2 separate regions of the Homo sapiens genome follow, and region 1 is linked to region 2. Evidence: read pairs that join two places in POLR2A ChIA-PET (ENCODE). Cell type or tissue: B cell. All regions are shown on one strand. Each heading gives the region's core, and the rest is flanking DNA. Links, peaks and the distances in the headings are about the cores only.

Region 1 (9,204 bases), core at 3,183-5,682, 93 kb before region 2:
ACGAAAAGTTAACAGTGGTTGTCTCTGGTTGTGGGACTTGTTCTTTGTTTGAATGCATTTTTCTGTATTTTGAATTGTTTTGCAGAGATTATGCTTTCTTTTTATGATCAAGCAAAATGATAAAGCTTTCTCAGCTTGGAAAAAGGGGGCACTGGGGTCTCAGGCCCCTCACATGACCTCATTTGTCCCCATAATGTGGGTCTCATGGGTGCATGTCTTGGTATGTAAGGATTCCAGCTTCATCATCTAGCTTTGCAAAGGAGCTCGGTGATGCCTGTGCCTATACCAACTCAGGTGACAGATGAGCATGGCATCCAGGACCTGCCCTGTTAGGAGCAGCTGCAGCTCAGACCCTCAAACCTCATGTCAAAGGCACGGATACTCTCTGCTTCTCGGGCTCCCTGGCCCCAGCCCCGGCATGCTGGCTTGCCGAGAGCAGCAAGATGCTTCCTTGTACCACGCTCTGTTTCATCAGCCTCACCCCAGAGAGGTTGGAGGCTGGGATGGGCCACAGCCTCCTCACCTTCCCTCGGCAAGTCAGCCTGGAGCCTTCCTGTCTCCCTCCCCGCCTGGGACGGAGATGCAGCCTTGGTTTGCTTGGTCTTGAAGATGTTTAAGGTTTTTCCGTGGTAACTGGCAAGCTGGGCACATCTCACCCTCAATGAGCACCGGGGAGAAAGCAGCTGGCGCCTGTTGCCCACGGAGCAGGAAGTGGCACCGGAAGCAGAGGGCAGTTGTGCCTGGAGCCAGCAGCACTGGGGTTAGAAATACTTGGCTGCCCAGCGGCCAAGTAGAAGACAAGACCCTGTCCCTCCACACACACTCCCCTGCTTCCTTTACTTCCTGGAGCCCCAGGCCATCACCCCAGGTTCCTGGCAGTATGCTTGCCCTTCCCAGCGCAGCCTTTGGCACAGATTTCTCCCGGCTTCAAAACTGAGCCCTCCATGTACCCGGGGCAGCTGCGGCTCCGCGAACCCACTTTCAGCTGTCAGGGCCTGGCCAGCTCGTAGCGCAGGAGGCAGCTGTTCGCCTGGCTGGATGTGGGCAAGGACGTCTCCTCCACCTTCCCTTCACGCTTCCTGCCCCCGCTGCCCAGGTGCCCAACCTGAACTTTGCACGGGAGTGAGAAATCTACTGTGGGGCATTTGGGCTCAGTCCTATCAATCCCTAGTGCAAATTCATCAATAAGATCATTCACCACACAGGAGCCTGTGAGAACAAAGGAGGCAGTCCATTGGGGTGGCCGGCGGGGCTGGGTGGGAGTCAGACTTCCTGGCCTGGCTCTACTGCTCCTAAGCCCCATGATTTGGGGGAAGGTGTTTGACTTTCAGCCTCCATATCTTTCTCTATGAAATGGAGACAAGCCCCGTTTCTCCACGGGGTTGCTGCCGGCCAGTAGCTGAACTATTCTTTGTTACAGCGAAGAAGCTCTTTGTAGACTGAAGTACACAAATGCAATTGACATATAAACCATGAAGTCATCTATAAAAGCAGAGCCCCCCTTTTTTAAGGAAGGGGACGTGGGTGTGGGAAATCAGGTTTGGGTGGCAGGGCTGCACGGTGCTGGGCAGGTACGGGGTTGCAGGAGGTCGCTCCTGAGTGCCCCAGGACCTGCGTGGGAGGGACCACAACGTGGGAGGAGGAAGGAAAACAAACCAAACTTCTCTTCCGAGCAATTGCGTTTGGGGCTGTGCCTGGTCAGGCCCTGGGTATGGTGGAGGCCCAGGAGCCCCCGGGATTAACGAATTCCAGGGGCAACTGGGGATTCAACTGTGTCAAAAGCATCCATTCAGTCTGGCCAGTGAGTCATCTGTTTGGTGAAATCTCCACGGTGCAGAGGCCTGGCAGCCTCCCTGGGAGAGCGGCAGTGGCTCCATTCCCACCGCGGTGGTGGTGGTGGTTGTGGTTGTGGTGCTTCGTTGGTGAGGCTGGAAGCCACCCTGGCTGTGGGGGCCACACACCTCCCTGCCACTTTACTGTTCCACTGTATTTTAGAGAGTTTTTTTGAATTATAAAACCAATACTCAGTAGAAAAAAAATTAAGTAGAAAAAATAAAATTAAGACTGGGTGCGGTGGCTCACACCTGTAATCCCAGCGCTTTGGGAGGCCAAGGCAGGCAGATCACCTGAAGTCAGGAGTTCGAGACCAGCCTGGGCAACATGGCGAAGCCCCGTCTCTACTAAAAATACAAAAATTAGCGGGGCATGGCGGTGGGCACCTGTAATCCCAGCTACTAGGGAGGCTGAGGCATGAGAATCACTTGAACCCGGGAGGTGGAGGTTGCAGCGAGTTGAGATTGTGCCATTGCACTCCAGCCTGGGTGATAGAGTGAGACTCTATCTCATTAAAAAAAAATTAAATTAAATTAAAACATAATCCATAAGCCTATCCCTAAAGATAACCATCATCGTCTTGATGTGTCTCCTGTCTCCTGTGCAGGCAGCAGAGTCCAGGCTGTGCTGTTGTAACACACAGCCCCCAGTGAATGTGAATGGCCTTAGTAGAGACCTGCTTGCTCCACAAGGCCGAGGTCCCATCCCTCCCCACTTGATTCACCCCTCCTTTACTATTTTTCATGTCCTGGCTCTTTTTCTTAATTAGGTAATTAATTTTTTTGAGGCAGGGTCTCACTCTGTCACCAAAGCTGAGTACAGTTGTGCAATCATGACTCACTGCAGCCTCAACCTCCCAGGCTCAAGTGATCTTCCTGCCTACAGGCGAGCACCACCATGCCCAGCTAATTTTTTATTTTTTGTAGAGACAGGGTCTCAGTCTGTTGCCCAGGGTGGTCTTGAACTCCTGGATGCAAGTGATCCCAAAGTGCTAGGATTACAGGCGTGAGCCACCGCACCCAGCCTGTCCTGGTTCTTTGGTTCTTTTTTTTTTTTTTGAGACGGAGTCTCGCTGTCGCCCAGGTTGGAGTGCAGTGGCGCGATCTCGGCTCACTGCAGGCTCTGCCCCCCGGGGTTCACGCCATTCTCCTGCCTCAGCCTCCTGAGTAGGTGGGACTACAGGCACCCGCCACCTCACCCGGATAATTTTTTGTATTTTTAGTAGAGATGGGGTTTCACCGTGTTAGCCAGGATGGTCTCGATCTCCTGACCTTGTGATCCGCCCGCCTCGGCCTCCCAAAGTGCTGGGATTACAGGCGTGAGCCACCGTGCCCAGCCTGTCCTGGTTCTTAAAGGCAGTTGAGATTGGAAATATTTAGTTTGGTTTTGTTGTTGTTGTTGTTTTTGAGATAGGGTTTCAATGTTATCCAGGCTGGAGTGCAGTGATGTGATTGCAGCTCACTGCAACCTCCCTCCCAGGCTCAGGCAATCATCCCACCTCAGCCTTCCAAGTAGCTGGCACTACAGGCATACATCACCGGGCTCGGCTAATTTTTTTGTTTTTAATTATTTTATTTTATTTTATTTATTATTTTGAGACAGAGTCTTGCTCTGTTGCCCAGCCTGGAGTGCAGTGGTGCAGTCTCGGCTCACTGCAACCTCTGCCTCCCAGGTTCAAGCGATTCTCCTGCCTCAGCCTCCCGAGTAGCTGGGATTACAGGCACCTGCCACCATGCCCGGCTAATTTTAAAAATATTTGTAGTTGAGACTGGGTTTCACCATGTTGGCCACGCTGGTTTCGAACTTCTGACCTCACATGATCCGCTCGGCTCAGCCTCCCAAAGTGCTAGGATTACAGGCATGAACCACCGAGCCTGGCTGAATTTTTAAATTTTTTGTAAAGATGAGGTCTCACTATATTGCACAGGCTGGTCTCGAACTTCTGGCCTCAAGCAATCCACCCACCTTGACCACCCAAAGTGCTGGGATTACAGGCATGAGCCACCGTACCCGGCCAGGAAACCTTGAGAATTTTAGCATTAAGTAGAATGCTGGCACCTCCGGGGAGTGGCCATCTGCCATCTAGAAGACATCACCAGAAACTAACACTGCCGATGCCTTGATCTTGGACTTCTAGCCCCGGAACTGTGAGGAAATAAGTTTCTGTTGTTTGAACAAGCAAACAAAAAGTATGATGCTTGATGCTGCTTTAAGTTAGGTAGCCTTTATCATGATAAGCATGATCCTCCATTTTCTGCCTTTCTATGGCTTAAAAAAAAAATCATCAGAACTGAACATTGACTTTTATTGAATGCCTCTTTAACTCTAGTGAGTTTTTTTTTTTCTTATTTCCCATGTTATATGTCTTTAAAGAATAGGAACCATTGGGCATTCCTGTTTTGCCTGTTTTACATGTATTATTGGCCCTTTGCTTTTAAAAATGTCTAAGAGTGACAGAAAGAAAATGTTTGCCAAGGCCCAGGGTTTTCAGAGCATTAACTTAGAGTGAAGAATTAGAGAGAATCTCTCAGAGTGGCAGCGTGGTGATTATAAGGCTCTTTGGGTTCAAATAACTGTTCATCCACCCGGTCATTTAGAGTCATCCGTCCTGCCTGCATTTTGTTTTTGTCAAGGGGTGAACTGGGGCTACCATGCATGTACTTGGGGCTGTCCAGCGGCAGGTCACTTTTACGTTGCGTTGAGTGAGCTTCAAACGCGGTTTGGACCCCGTGGCTTCGGCGATTTCGGAAGCTCAGACAAGCATGTGGGACTGAGTCAGTCTCAATGGGTGGTGGCGGCGATGTCTTCTCTCCGCAGAACTGTCTCAGCAAACAGCAGCTCCTCTCGGCCATCCGCCAGCTGCAGCAGCTGCTGAAGGGCCAGGAGACACGCTTCGCCGAGGGCATCCGCCACATGAAGAGCCGGCTGGCCGCGCTGCAGAACTCTGTGGGCAGGGTGGGCCCAGATGCCCTTCCAGGTGGGTCCCCACGTCGGCACCGCTGGGGCGGCAGCGCAGCACTCGAGCACTCTCCCCGAGACGCTCCCAGCTGGAGGCCCCTCGTCACCCCTCACCCTTCCCCCATCACCTTCCATCTTCCAACTGTGGCCCCCCCTTTTTTATTTATTATTTATTTATTTATTTATTTTTTTGAGACGGAGTCTCGCTCTGTCGCCCAGGCTGGAGTGCAGTGGCGCGATCTCGGCTCACTGCAAGCTCCGCCTCCCGGGTTCACGCCATTCTCCTGCCTCAGCCTCCCGCGTAGCTGGGACTACAGGCGCCCGCCACCACGCCCGGCTAATTTTTTGTATTTTTAGTAGAGACGGGGTTTCACCTTGTTAGCCAGGATGGTCTCGATCTCCTGACCTCGTGATCCGCCCGCCTCGGCCTCCCAAAGTGCTGGGATGACAGGCGTGGGCCACCGCGCCGGGCCAATCTGTGGCCCATTTGTAAGCCTGGTTGGTGGCAGTGGGGGTGGGGGGAGCACATTAGAAAGGCAGCTGCCCCCTTTCTTCTCCCTCAGCCTCAATGTCACCCCTTTTCTTCTTCAGCCTTTTCATTCTGGCCTTAACAACTATCACGTCTTCATACGGACCAAACTGTTGCAAGGCGCCACTTTTAGATCACGCACTGCTTTTCCCTTCCCCGTCCACAAGTTGGATCCAGTTTTGGTTTTGTTTTCATTTTTGATTTTACTTTAAGATAATTTTTTAGAGCAGTTTTAAGTTCATAGCAGAGTTGAGTGGAAAGCACTGCGTTCCTCCACACCCTCTGTGCGTGCACACACACGCGCACGCACACGCGCACGCACACGCACACGCAGACGCACGCACACGCACACACGCACGCACACACACAAGCACGCGCACACGCACGCACACGCACACACGCGCACGCACACACGCACGCACACGCAGACGCACACGCACGCACACGCACACACGCACGCACACACACGCACACACAAGCACGCATACACGCACGCACACGCGCACACACACACACACACACTCAGCCCGAGCCAGTGCAATACACTGGTTCCAGTCCATGACCAAGGTTGGCTCCAGTGCTTCAGGCGTGAAAGTGCACCCTCCAGGGAGTCCCCGTTAGTACCAGGACGGTTGGGAGGGAAGGGCTGCTGAGGACAAGTTCCACTTGTCTGATGAGGCTACAGCCGACACCCCAGACTCCCTCCCATGAGGGCAGGACTCTGACAGACACAAGGGCACTTTTTCATGCTTGCCCTGTAACAGCTTTCACACCGCCAAGACCCAGAGATGGGCGGCTGGTTTTCCTCCGGTGTCTTAGGGTGCTGGGGGACAGGGGCCAGTCATCATGTTCATTCAAAGTCAGGAGCCTGTGGAATATCTGACATCATTTACTCACTGCAGACACATTTATCAAGGGCTGTCTTTGTTGAGTGAGTTGAAGTTTCCTGGGGAAGGCGTTGGATTTCCTACCTTCTCGGAGATGATGGTGGCAAATCCAGCTCTCAACGGCACTGAGTCCGTTCCTGTTTTCCTTGGCTCCACAGCTGCAGAAATAACCACCAGCCAAGCCTCACACTTTCCAAGGCACTGTGAGGCCCAAGCCCTCACTGGGGCTCCACACACCCCAACTCCATGGTGCAGGCAGGGTGTCTTTCCTTCCTGCCTCAGATGGGGAAACTGAGGCCAAGACAAGTAAGTTAGCGGTCAAGGCCTGACTCCACAAAGCCTTCCTTGTTTTCATGGGGTCAGAGCTGCCTGCGGTCCCTGGGAGTTTCAGTGGAGCCCACAGGGAATGTTATACAATTCCCCTGCCCATGTGAGAGGGCCCTGCCCATGTGAGAGGGCCCTGCCCGCTAGACAGATAGAAAGGCAGTTATTATTACATTATTCATCCTCCTTCCCAAGATTCAGGGGCTTTCATCTCTGAAATGTACAACATTTTTTAAAGTGCCAAATTCTCTTTTTAAAAAATCGCCATCATGTATTGTATTTCTAAGTGTGTGGGGGACCCCGTGCTGGGTACTTTATGCGTGCAGAGGCTGATCCTGTGACAGCCCTGCAGAGGACAGGCAGCTGTCAGGATCCCTTTTCAGGGTGTGGTGGGGGTTGGGCCCGCACCTGGAGGAAAGCCAGACACCTGCCCAGATCAAATGGCACATAGTGGGAAAACTACCTTATTGCTTTTTAAAAGAGAGACAAGGTCTCGCTCTGTCACCCAGGCTGGAGAGCAGTGGAGTGATCCTAGTTCACTGCAGCCTCCCAGGCTCAAGCGATCCTCTCACCTCAGCCTCCTAGGTAGCTAGGATTACAGGTGCACACCACTGCACCTGATTTTGAAAATTTTGTAAAGATGGGGTCTCACTATGTTGCCCAAGCTGATCTTGAACTCCCAGGCTCAAGCGATCCTCCAGCCTCAGCTTCGCAAAGTGCTGGGATTACAGGCGGGTGCTCCTGTGCCAGGCCTGTTTTGCCTTTTTTTTTTTTTTTTAAGGGAATTTGCTGGGAGTCAGGAAGAATAATTTCCAGTTCTGGAGAATTCTTGGTCTTCCTCTCTGGCTTCCATATGAAGTACCTCCCTCCTGTTTCCTGGGTGCATCATCACAACCCATCAGCTTCAGGGTTCATCCAGAGCAGCCTCAGCGGATTCATGTCCCCATGTTGCTGAGACTGCTTAACTGTGGGTCTCACTCCTTACATGCTAACTTCACCTCGGAAGGCGCAGGGAGCTTCGCTGTGGCTCTGCACACTCAGTAGGATGTGCTTCTCGCCAACAGAATCAACCAAAGGACACGTTCCCCTTCTGTCACTAGAGAAGGGCCTTCAGCTCCCATTTGGGATGTGACTACAAATTGATTTTTAATTAATTTGTATCCATTAATCCACTCCATTCACATTTATTAAGCATCTATTAAGTGCCAGATACTGTTCAATCTATTCAGGTATGGTGTATTTGTGAGTTGCAGGTAGTTTTCTTTTGTCGAGGTTTTTAAAGATTTTTCATCCCCAAAGAGACCCTACTATTTTCCCCCAATGCATTTTAAAACTCTTTAACGCAATAAAGTACTAGATGTAAAAAAAAAGAACTATAAAGTAATTTATTTCAGAGGCTGAGGCAGAACCCCGGGAGCAGCCGAGTCCTGGGATGTGAGCTCTCACTCGCTTGCTACTCACAAGGTTATTACCACTGGGGGCCAACTTGGAGCTTTACTCAAGGAAGGCGATGCAGCAATGGGCAGATATTCCCCAATCACCAAAGGCCACCGAGCATCCTCGGAGGGTCCGGCACCTCCCTCCGCCCCAGCTCAGGCTGCCACGGCTGCTCCTCAAAGAACCCTAGGTTGTGTCCGGCCCAGGTGGGATTTTGGGCAGGGCTACACCATCCTGCCAGCTGCACTCCTGGACAGGGAGGCCCATCACGCTCCTTAATGGCCTCTGGTCCAGGACACCCCTGATCAGTGCATCCTCATGGGGGATGCTCAGTGACTCTGTCACTTGCTTTGACCTGCACAGTTGAAGCAACAGTTCTGTTTGTGCCTGTTTAAAATATGAACATGGCAAATGACACTTGGAATTTACCTTAAATGCATTTTAGAAGTGGCTCTGAATTTCCATCTAAACTGAATCCAAATCCAAGCCATCCTAACTTTGGGCATTCCCTCGTCGCCCATGCGTGATGCTCTGTTGCAAAAAGAAGAGGAACAGGCTAGCTTCACCCCGTCTCTCTCCAACCACATCAGTCCTTCGGGAAATCTTCACAGAGCAGCCAGGATTCGAACCATGTCCCTCATGCTCAGCTACTACCCTGGCCTGAGCTTCCCTCCCCTTCCTCTTGTACGGGCACTTCACAATCAAACCGCAGCAGGAGTGCTGCTGAGAGAGACCTCCAGAGGCCCGGTCTCACACGGAGAACAAGTTGCATGGCCTTTTTGTTTTCTTTCCAATGCCCCGTGTAACTCTGAGCTGTCTTGATCCTGTTGCCTGACTCATGTCTAACTACTTTCCACCTCGTCCACTCTATTCCAGTCCTGTTGCCTCCTTGACATTCCTCAGACCTGCCAGGCACATCCCCACCTCAGGATGTTTGACCAGCTGTCCCTCTGCCCTCCCCAGACATCTGTCTGGCTGTGCCTTCACCTTCAACTCGTTCTGGTGAGGCCTGCCCTGACCACTGTATTCAAAATGATGCCCTCTCTCCAGCATCTCCAGCATCATTCCCTGCTTTCATTTTCTACATGGCCCCACACTTCGCCATTGCTTATTATCTCCCCTGCTAGATGGTGGGCTTCCTGAGGGTTGGGTTTTGTCTATTTTGTTCATGGATATAGCCCAAGTCCCTAATATAGTGCCTGCCTAAGTCCCTAATATAGTGCCTGGCACATAGTA
Region 2 (9,204 bases), core at 2,882-5,381:
ATTACCTTTGTTATGGGTTGAACTGCACCCTCCCAAAATTCTTATAATGAACTACTAACCCCTAATACCTCAGAATGTGACCTTTTTTGGAAATAGGGTCATTGCAAGTGTAATTAATTAAGATTAGGTCATTAGGGTGGGCCCTAGTCCAGTGACTGATTTCCTTATAAAAAAGGAAAATTCAGCCGGGCACAGTCGCTCAGGCCTGTAATCCCAGCACTTTGGGAGGCCGAGGCGGTCAGATCGCTTGACCCCAGGAGTTCGAGACCAGCCTGGGCAACATGGCGAAACCCCATGTATATTTTTTCTCTACAAAAAACACAAAAATTAGCTGGGCGTGGTGGTGCACACCTGTAATCCCAGCTACTTGGGAGGCTGAGAATTGCTTGAGTCCAGAAGGAGGTTGCAGTGAGCAGAGATTGTGCCACTGCACTCCAACCTGGGTGACAGAGCAAGACTCTGTCTCAAAAAAAGGAAATTCAGACAATTCAGACACAGGCATACAGGGAGAACACCATGTGAATATGAAGGCAGAAATCAGGATGATACTTTTGCAAGCCATCACCAAAGATTGCCAGCATTCCATCAGGAGCTAGGGGAGATGAATGAATAGATTCTTCCCCACAGCCTCAGAAGGAACCAACCCTGCCAACACCTTGTGCTGGGACCTCCAGCCTCCAGAACCTTGAGACAATAAAGTTCTGGGGTTTTTTTTGTTTTTGTTTTTGTTTTGATTCGGAGTCTCGCTTTGTTGCCCAGGCTGGAGTGCAGTGGCGGGATTTTGGCTTACTGCAACCTCCACCTCCTGGGTTCAAGTGATTCTTCTGCCTCAGCCTCCCTAGTAGCTGGGACTACAGGTGCATGCCACCATGCCTGGCTAAATTTTTTTGTATTTTTAGTAGAGATGGGTTTCACCATATTGGCCAGGCTGGTCTCAAACTCCTGACCTCATGATCCATCCACCTCGGCCTCCCAAAGTGCTGGGACTACAGGCGTGAGCCACCGCGCCCAGCCAAGTTCTGTTGTTTAAGCCACCCAGTCTGTGGTACTTTGTTATGGCAGCCCTAATGAACTAATACGGGCTTTAAGCTATAAATCACTAAGGTTGGTTAAGTTAACAAATCATAACCCTCAAAAATGTTAACCCAACTTGAAAGAAGCTTTTGAAACTGTTTACAGTCCATTTCAGAAATAACAAAAATAGAAATAAATGCAATTATTAAACATATGTCATGTTAAATGACAATAAAGTTATTAAATAATAATTTATTTAAAAAGTATAACCAGTTTTCTTTGATATAAGTAACTGGGTCCCAAATGCTGGTAAAATGAGACAAGTAGGATCCTTCATTAATTTCTCATATCCATTTCCATCTGTTTTTTCTTTTTTTGTTGTTCCATGTGAAACTGAGAAAAAAAAATCTGCGTTTTCAACTTAAACAGTGGTCAACTTAATCTTACTTTTTTGGGAATTTGCTCGCACTCCAGTTTAATTTTCTCTTCTTGTGTTTCTTCAACTTCTGTATCTATTTCATCATCGATTCTGTAGCAAAAATATCAAATAACACAAAAGAGTTTTTTCAACCTGAAGTGTTCATACCACAGCGTTACAATTCACTGCTTTGGCTTGTCTTCAACTTACCCTCAAAGAAATTACAAATTCAAATTCTATACCAAATACTCCAGAAAATGTACAAAATTATGATGACCAATAAATGTCCATATATATTTATGAATAGCCTGTAAAATTTTAGATTATAAAGCCTTAATGTTCAAGTATTAGCAGCTATATAAATCATTCATTCATCCATCATTCCATTAATTCAACAACTACTAAGTACCCACCATGTACGAGGCTCCGGGCCTTAGGCCCTGGACTACAACAATGAAAAATACAGACCCTGTCACTGTGTTCTGAGAGCTTTCTATCTCCTTGGGAGAAAAAAATAAAGCTATTTCAATATGGTATGGTAAGTATAGGGGCATATATGGGGAACACAACCCAGACTTGGGGATCAGAGGCATTCAGAGCCTAAATGATACTTATGAGTTAGCCAAAAAAGAGGAAAGAGGAATGTGAGAGAGAAGGGTATTTTAGGCAGAATGCAGAGTGCCTTTTGAGATTAGGAGCGAGACAAACACATTTAAGTGTAAAGATGAAAAAGAAAAACTGTTTTCAGACTTACAGGACTGAGAAGTTGACCATGCATATATATAACAGTCTGAGACAATTACTTGAGGCTATTCCAGCAAAACTAAATATGAACCCAAGAGGGATGGGAAATATAAGAACATGGTGAACAAAGAAGACAATAAAATGTATAGATGTATCTGAATAATGGTTGATACTAGAAATATAGGGAGCTGAAGAAAATATTATCTTAGTAAGTGGTGACTATTGAACACAAGATTGGGAAAAGCTGTGAATTAAAATATGAGTTACACACCAGATAAAGGCAAGGAATTGGGGAATGTGTCCCATCTCAAGAGAACATGTTACAAAGGGAAAGCACTGACAGCACAAGGAGAATGTGAACAGTGGCTCCGTGGCTGTTCTTTCAAAGTTACAGGAGCTCAGGCTTCACAGCTTTGTCCAATTCAACAGTTTACACTGACTCAGAGCTCCAGAGTTACATCCATCAGATGAGGTACTAAGTTGTGAGCCTGCTACAGAAGCCACCATTACAAGAACCAAAAACCCCAATACTTGTGAATCTTTATAGCTATAGTTTCCAGTAATGAATCATCTCATGGAGTAGGAGGCAACCTCTCCTTAGGCAGAGGAATAATGACAATAATGACCTCAATAGCAGTAACAGCATCAGCCAACACTTGAATGATGCTTACTCTGTGCCAGATGCTGCTCCATACACGTAACACTTACCACAAACAACAGTGTTATGACATACATACTAAAAGCCCATTTTACGGATGAGAAAACAATCACAGAAAGGATATGTAACTTGTCACAGAGCTAATACATGGTGGAGCTGAGATCTGAGCCCCAGCAGGCAGGCAAAGCTCCCAAGTATGTGCCCTACAATCACACTGTTATTCAACACTGCCCATTCTAAATAGATGTCTACTTTCACTGTGAAGGTCTACAATACTCAGCACCCATATTAGACCTATGAGCAGGATAGGACAGAGGTGACCACCTCTTCTCTGTAAAACATGTTCTTTACTTAGCTTCAGAGATAGTGGGCTCTTCTAGTTTCTTCTTTCCACAGCTACTACTTCTCAGTCTCCTTTGTTGGTTCCTTATCTTCACAACTTTCAAAGTCAGTTCTCACCTCTTCTCTTCTTTGTCTATATTCTCATCTATATTCTCATTCCAGGCTATCCCTTTCTATATCATCACTATGAATATCATCTGTATGTAGTTGATTTCAATATCCAAGTCTCTAACCCAAACCCCTCTTCTTAAATCCAAACAGAGCTAACTTCCTAGTCAACATAACCACCTGAACATCTACTAGACATATGTAATCTTAAAACATCCAACACTGAACTCTTGCTCTTCTCTCTGAAGCCTAATCCTTCTTGCTATCTAAAACGGCAACACCATCCCTCTCAAGATCCCTACCAAAACCTTAAAGTCAATCTTGATTCCTCTCTCACATCCCCATCCAATCTCTGAGGAAATCCAGTTTATTCTATCTTCAACATACCCACGTTTGACCACTTCTTGCCACTAATACAACAATCCAAGCTGCTCTGGCACCCCTACATTCTACTCTCAACACAACTAGAATGACCCTGCTAAAATATTTCAAATGTCACTCTGCTGAAAAACCCTCCAATGGTCTCTTGTCTCATTCAGAGTAAAAGCCAAAGTCCTTATTTCGGCACCTACCAGTTCCTCCATGATTGGGCTCCCCTAACCCTACCCCAGTACCTCGCAGACTTCCAAGTCCCTCTTACTCCACCCCAGCTGTCCTGGCCACTTTGCTCCCCTAACCCAATCACACCAAGCTCACTCCGTCTGAGGACCTTTATACAGACTCCTCTCCACCCCTCTGGACTATGAAACCCCCTCACCTCCTTCAGGTCCCTACACAGATTTTTAAAACTTACCAATGTTATCAGTGAGGCTTTCCTTATCTACCTTCTTAAAATATCTACACCTCCCAGCCGGGCGCGGTGGCTCACGCCTGTAATCCCAGCACTTTGGGAGGCCAAGGCGGGCAGATCACAAGGTCAGGAGATCGAGACCATCCTGTCTAACATGGTGAAACCCCGTCTCTACTAAAAATACGTCGGGCGTGGTGGCAGGCGCCTGTAGTCCCAGCTACTCGGGAGGCTGAGGCAGGAGAATGGTGTGAACCCGGAAGGCAGAGCTTGCAGTGAGCCGAGATCGCGCCACTGCACCCCAGCCTGGGCGACAGAGCCAGACTCTGCTCAAAAAAATAAAAAAAAAACCCACAAAACTACTCCCTCCCTACCATCCCACCAGTGCTTATTTTCCCCTTACCCTTCATTCATTTTCTCAGGGCATTTAGTACCACCTAAAATATGATATATTTATGTATGTCTCCCCCTTCCCCTAATAATGTAAATTCATTAGTACAGAAATTTTCATCTCTTCTTCATTTACTACTATATCCCCAAGGCCGTAGCAGGTGCTCAATACGATTTTTTGAATGAATGAGAAGTATTCCCATCACAAATTACTCGGAAAAAAAACCAGAAACCATATGAGAAAAGACTGATTCATCTGACTGCATAAAACCAAACCACAACATCCCCATTCCTTTTTACATTGAAAAATAATGCCATAGGCAAAGACAAATGACAATTGGGAGTAAAGTATTCGCAGATAAGAGATCCTAGAATGTGAAAAAGACCAAAAAGGAGAAAAATGGGCAAATAATATGGACAGCTCACCATACTTCCATACCATCCTTCACCCATCATTTTGGCAAAATTCCAAGTGTCTTTTATGTATTGCAGTCAAGTTTTGGGGAATGGAGCTTGTGTCCAACACACTTTGAAACTGATAGCTGCTGTTCGGATTTTTAAATGTTGCTATTATCTTTTTTTTGTGTGATGAATTCTTATGTATTTTATAACATATCAATTAGTACCAGTTATTTTTCTTAGTAAATTATATCATCTGCAAGTAATTAGTGTATCTGTCTCTTTCCAATATTTATAGGGCTTATTTTAAAATTTTAGTCATTTTGCATGAGAAGCTTGGTGATAAAATCATGGATCCTGGACATAGCTCTTCCACTTACACTGTGCAATCTCGGCAGGTTATTTAGCCTCTCCGTGCCTCAGTTTTCCCATCTGTAAAACGAGGACGGCATCATCTTCTCTTTAAGTTTGTTTTGAGGATTAAGTGATTTATTTCATGTAAAGCACAAGGTAAAGCTCTGGATGATCAGTTAAGGTAAAATTTGAGATAGAGTGAACAGCTGACCAATATCGAATGGTAAAATCAATCACAACTGGAAATATATCTCAGTTGAGGGAAATAAAAGACGTAGGTTTAAGAACAAAGATGGTGGTTTTTAGCATTTCAAATCACTAGACACTGCTCCAAAAATATAATCTACAAATTAGGGCCATCTGACCAAGAGTCTCACTTGCTTTTCCAACCTAATGGAAATATTAAGTCCAAATGACGTCTGTTGCTTTATTGTGGTCTTTAGGGTCTTTCCATGCAAATCAGTGGACTAATGGCAGAGTATTGCCTATTCTTTACCTTTCAATAAACTTGTGGTTTCATCCTTTCTACAGAAAAGAACCTAGGAGGTGTCAGTGAAAAAGGTCACATCAGTGTCCTCTGGGAGTTTACGGTCTCGTGGAAACAGGCAACAACGGTAAAGACAGACGCTACGGGACCACAGAGGCGGGCTCCTCACCCGCTGCTGTGCAGAGAAAGGGGCGCATCCCGGAGCCTTCTCGCCTCCACCCCGCTCCCCCGCCCAGGCTCTCGACAGCCCCGGCCCTGACGGCCTAAGCCTGAGCCCCGCGTTCAGCTTCTGCTCCCACCCGGACCCCGCACGACCTCTATAGGTCAGACGGTGGCGCCCGGCCGGCCCACGTGCTCCCCACGGGCCCTCGCGACGCGGCCCGGACGTGGCCCCGGACTGCCTCCAATCCAGAAGAAACTAAGAGGCGGAGTCCCGCTGAGCCCCTGCATTCAAAAGATGAAAAGATATGGGATCACCTTTCGTCAGAGTCCGTGGCCGTTTTGCCGAGGGCCGGGTTGGGGGGTTTTGAGAAAAGATTCTCAAAATCCATGACCCAGACAGGTCCTCCCTTTCGCGAGCCGGGAAGCTACAGAGTAACAACCCGAGAGAGTGACAACCCGGACGCGACGAGACGGACCCAGAGCCGCGCCAGGGCCACAGGCTCCGCCCCGCGCAGCCTCACCTGCCCCGCGCATGCGCTGCACCGCCCTCCGCGACTCTGGGCAGGCCGGGTCTCTCCCTGCCTCCTTCGCCTCGGCTCTGCGCAGGCGCCGCCGTGGTTGCCCTTCTGTAAGCTTTTTCGTCCTTTACCTCAGATAGTAGAATTTTGTTTATTTTATTTATTTATTTGTTTGTTTGTTTGTTTATTTAAAGACAGAGTCAAGCTCTGTCGTCCAGGCTGGACTGCAGTGGCGTGATCTCGGCTCACTGCAACCTCCGCCTCCCGGGTTCAAGCAAGTCTCCTGCTTCAGCCTCCTGAGTAGCTGGGACTACAGGTGTCTGCCACCACGCCCAGCTAATTTTTGTATTTTTAGTAGAGACGGGATTTCACCATGTTGGCCAGGATGGTCTCGATCTCTTGATCTCGTGATCCGCCCGCCCCAGCCTTCCAAAGTGCTGGGATTACAGGCGTGAGCCACCGCGCCCGGCCCCAGCCCAGAATTTTTAAAATTAGTTGTTAGGATTCTGCTTTCACCTTGGTGAAAACTCTTCCATCAAAATCACAGTATTTCTAAGGGATGGTAGTAACAGCTAACATTTATCTGAGCACTCCACTACTATTCCTTAGAAATAGCGTTTCACATGTTAGCTAACTTAATCCTCACAACAGCCCTGTAAAAGATGTTCTATTACCATTCACAGTTTTGAAATGAATAAACAGATGTGTAGTCAGGTAATGTAACTTGTAGGGTCTCTACAATTGAATGGGAATTAAAATGAATACACAAGTAACCTCAAGACAGAAAAGTCCGTTAAAAAGTACCAAATACTAAGAGAATTCAGAAGAGGGAAAAAATTGCATCCAGTTGGGAAGGCTTCTTGAGAAGGGAGTATTTGAGCTGGGTCTTGAGATATTTCCATAGGAAAAGAGGAAGTGGGCATTCCAAGTAGAGAGAATTGTATGAAGGCAGGAAAATAGAGCATGCTGTTGCAGAACAGGAAATTGCTCAGTTTTGCTCAATGTAATGCCATTTAAGGGACCTGTAGAAAGGAAGGCTCAAACCCTAGGTTGGGCCAGTGATAGAGAACCTGACTTGCTTCTGTAAGTGAAGGGAGTGTTTGATTCTTGGCATGAATCAGGATCCCTTTACCGATTAGTGAAGGGAACTATTTGAAGCCAGACATCTTCCCCAGGGAAATTCTACTTTCCCATGTTGTTTATATTGTAGGCCATCACCTATGGAACATGAATCATTACTAAAAATTCAGAGAAAAAATTGAATTAAGGAGATAAAAACTAGAATTACCCCCTCTTTAGCAGGAAGCATTATTATAGAACCCAAATTGTTACCATACACACTTTTTTATATAAAATATCCAACATACAGCAAAAGATAACCAGACACAAATGAAAATTAGATTGGTAGGTAAAAAGCAGCTAAAACATCTGACCTGCAAAGGCATCAGACACTAGCATTTTCAGACAAAGACTATATAAAAGGCTACATATGTTTGTGTTAGATTGATGCCAAAAAAGGCCCCAATTTCTCCAACCTTTCCTGTATCCATGTCCTTTGCAATGTGACTTTGCAGCTCCTCCCATAAAGAGGTAGGATCTATTTCACCTCCTCTTTAATCTGAGTTGATTTTGCCTGATAGAATGACTTGTCTTAGCTAGTAGAATGCAGAAGTGGCCTGCCAATACCAAGCCAAGGCCCCAAGAGGCTTTGTATGTGTCTGCTGTCTCTTATATGCCTGCCTTCTTCAGGACAATAAACTCAGGCTACCCTGCTGACGATAAGGGAGAGGCATGTAGAAGATAAGGCTAATGGAGGACAGCGAAAACACCCAGTCAACAGCTAGCAAAACCCTAAAAGCAAAGCCTCCTAGGCAACATACAGCTGAGCACACACATGATGGAGTCCTGCAGAGAACCAAAGACTCTCAGATGATCCCAGTCCAAATTACTAACCCACATAAATAAATGGTCCTTGTTTTAAGCCACTAAGTTTTTAAGTAGTTTACTACATAGTAATATCTAACTAATAAAAAAGAAACTATAAAAAGTGTCATAGAGAAATTGGGGAGAAGTAACCAAGTAGAACTTCTAGAAATAAAAAATATAATACTGAAATTTTTAAAAATCAGTGGATGGGGCTGGGCGTGGTGGCTCACACCTGTAATCCCAGCACTTTGGGAGGCCAAGGCCGGTGGATCACAAGGTCAAGAGATAGAGACCATCCTGCCAAAATGGTGAAACCCTGTCTCTAATAAAAATACAAAAATTAGCTGGGCGGGTTGGCGCACGCCTGTAGTCCCAGCTACTCAGGAGTCTGAGGCAGGAGAATCGCTTGAACCCGGGAGGCGGAGGTTGCAGTGAGCTGAAATTGCGCCACTGCACTCCAGCCTGGGAGACAGAGTGAGACTCCATCTCAAAAAAAAAAAAAAAAAATCAGTGGATGGTGTGGTCATATTAAAATGTGTTCAAAAATTCCTTAACACTTCTCCCTGCAAAAGTTGGAGATTTAGTCCCCTCTTCTTTAATGTGGATAGGATTTACTTATTTATTTCTAACAAATACAATGTGGCAAAAGTGATGATGCATGATTTCTGAGGTCATAAGAAGACATTGTAGTTTCTGCCTTATTCTCTTGAATCATCTGCATGAAGGGAAGTCAGTCACCATGTCATGAATCACTCAGGCAGCCTGTGGAGAGCCAGCCATGTGGGTGAGGTACCTTGGAAACAGATCTCCCAGCACTAAGCAAGCCAGAAGACATCTCGACAGCAATCCCGTGAGAAACTGTGGGACAGAACCACCCAGCTAAGCAGCTCGCAGATT

Evidence for each region. Peaks named below come from ENCODE experiments on the same cell type or tissue, not always from the same donor. Only the 100,000 strongest peaks of a DNase experiment are listed, where the experiment ranks them.
Region 1: POLR2A ChIA-PET joins it to region 2 with 7 read pairs; 8 of 35 experiments call an interaction of 5 or more read pairs at or near these places.

Annotation. Positions count from the first base shown.
Region 1 is chr2:112,155,026-112,164,229 of GRCh38, forward strand. FBLN7 (fibulin 7) reads left to right here. Exons shown (of 8, transcript NM_153214.3): 2 at 4,651-4,810. Among named protein-coding and RNA genes, the nearest start is that of FBLN7, 21 kb to the left of the region's middle. RefSeq lists an enhancer at 1,513-2,342. In B cell, for the core only: no CTCF peak of the experiment used is centred there; a DNase peak (open chromatin) is centred at 4,726; H3K4me3 peaks cover 486 bases; H3K27ac peaks cover 526 bases.
Region 2 is chr2:112,248,730-112,257,933 of GRCh38, forward strand. It overlaps ZC3H8 (zinc finger CCCH-type containing 8), which reads right to left and starts at 6,313. Exons shown (of 9, transcript NM_032494.3): 1 at 6,179-6,313; 2 at 1,462-1,543. The coding sequence starts at 6,252. RefSeq lists a silencer at 6,286-6,495 and a cis regulatory region at 8,046-8,297. In B cell, for the core only: no CTCF peak of the experiment used is centred there; no DNase peak of the experiment used is centred there; H3K4me3 peaks cover 156 bases; H3K27ac peaks cover 42 bases.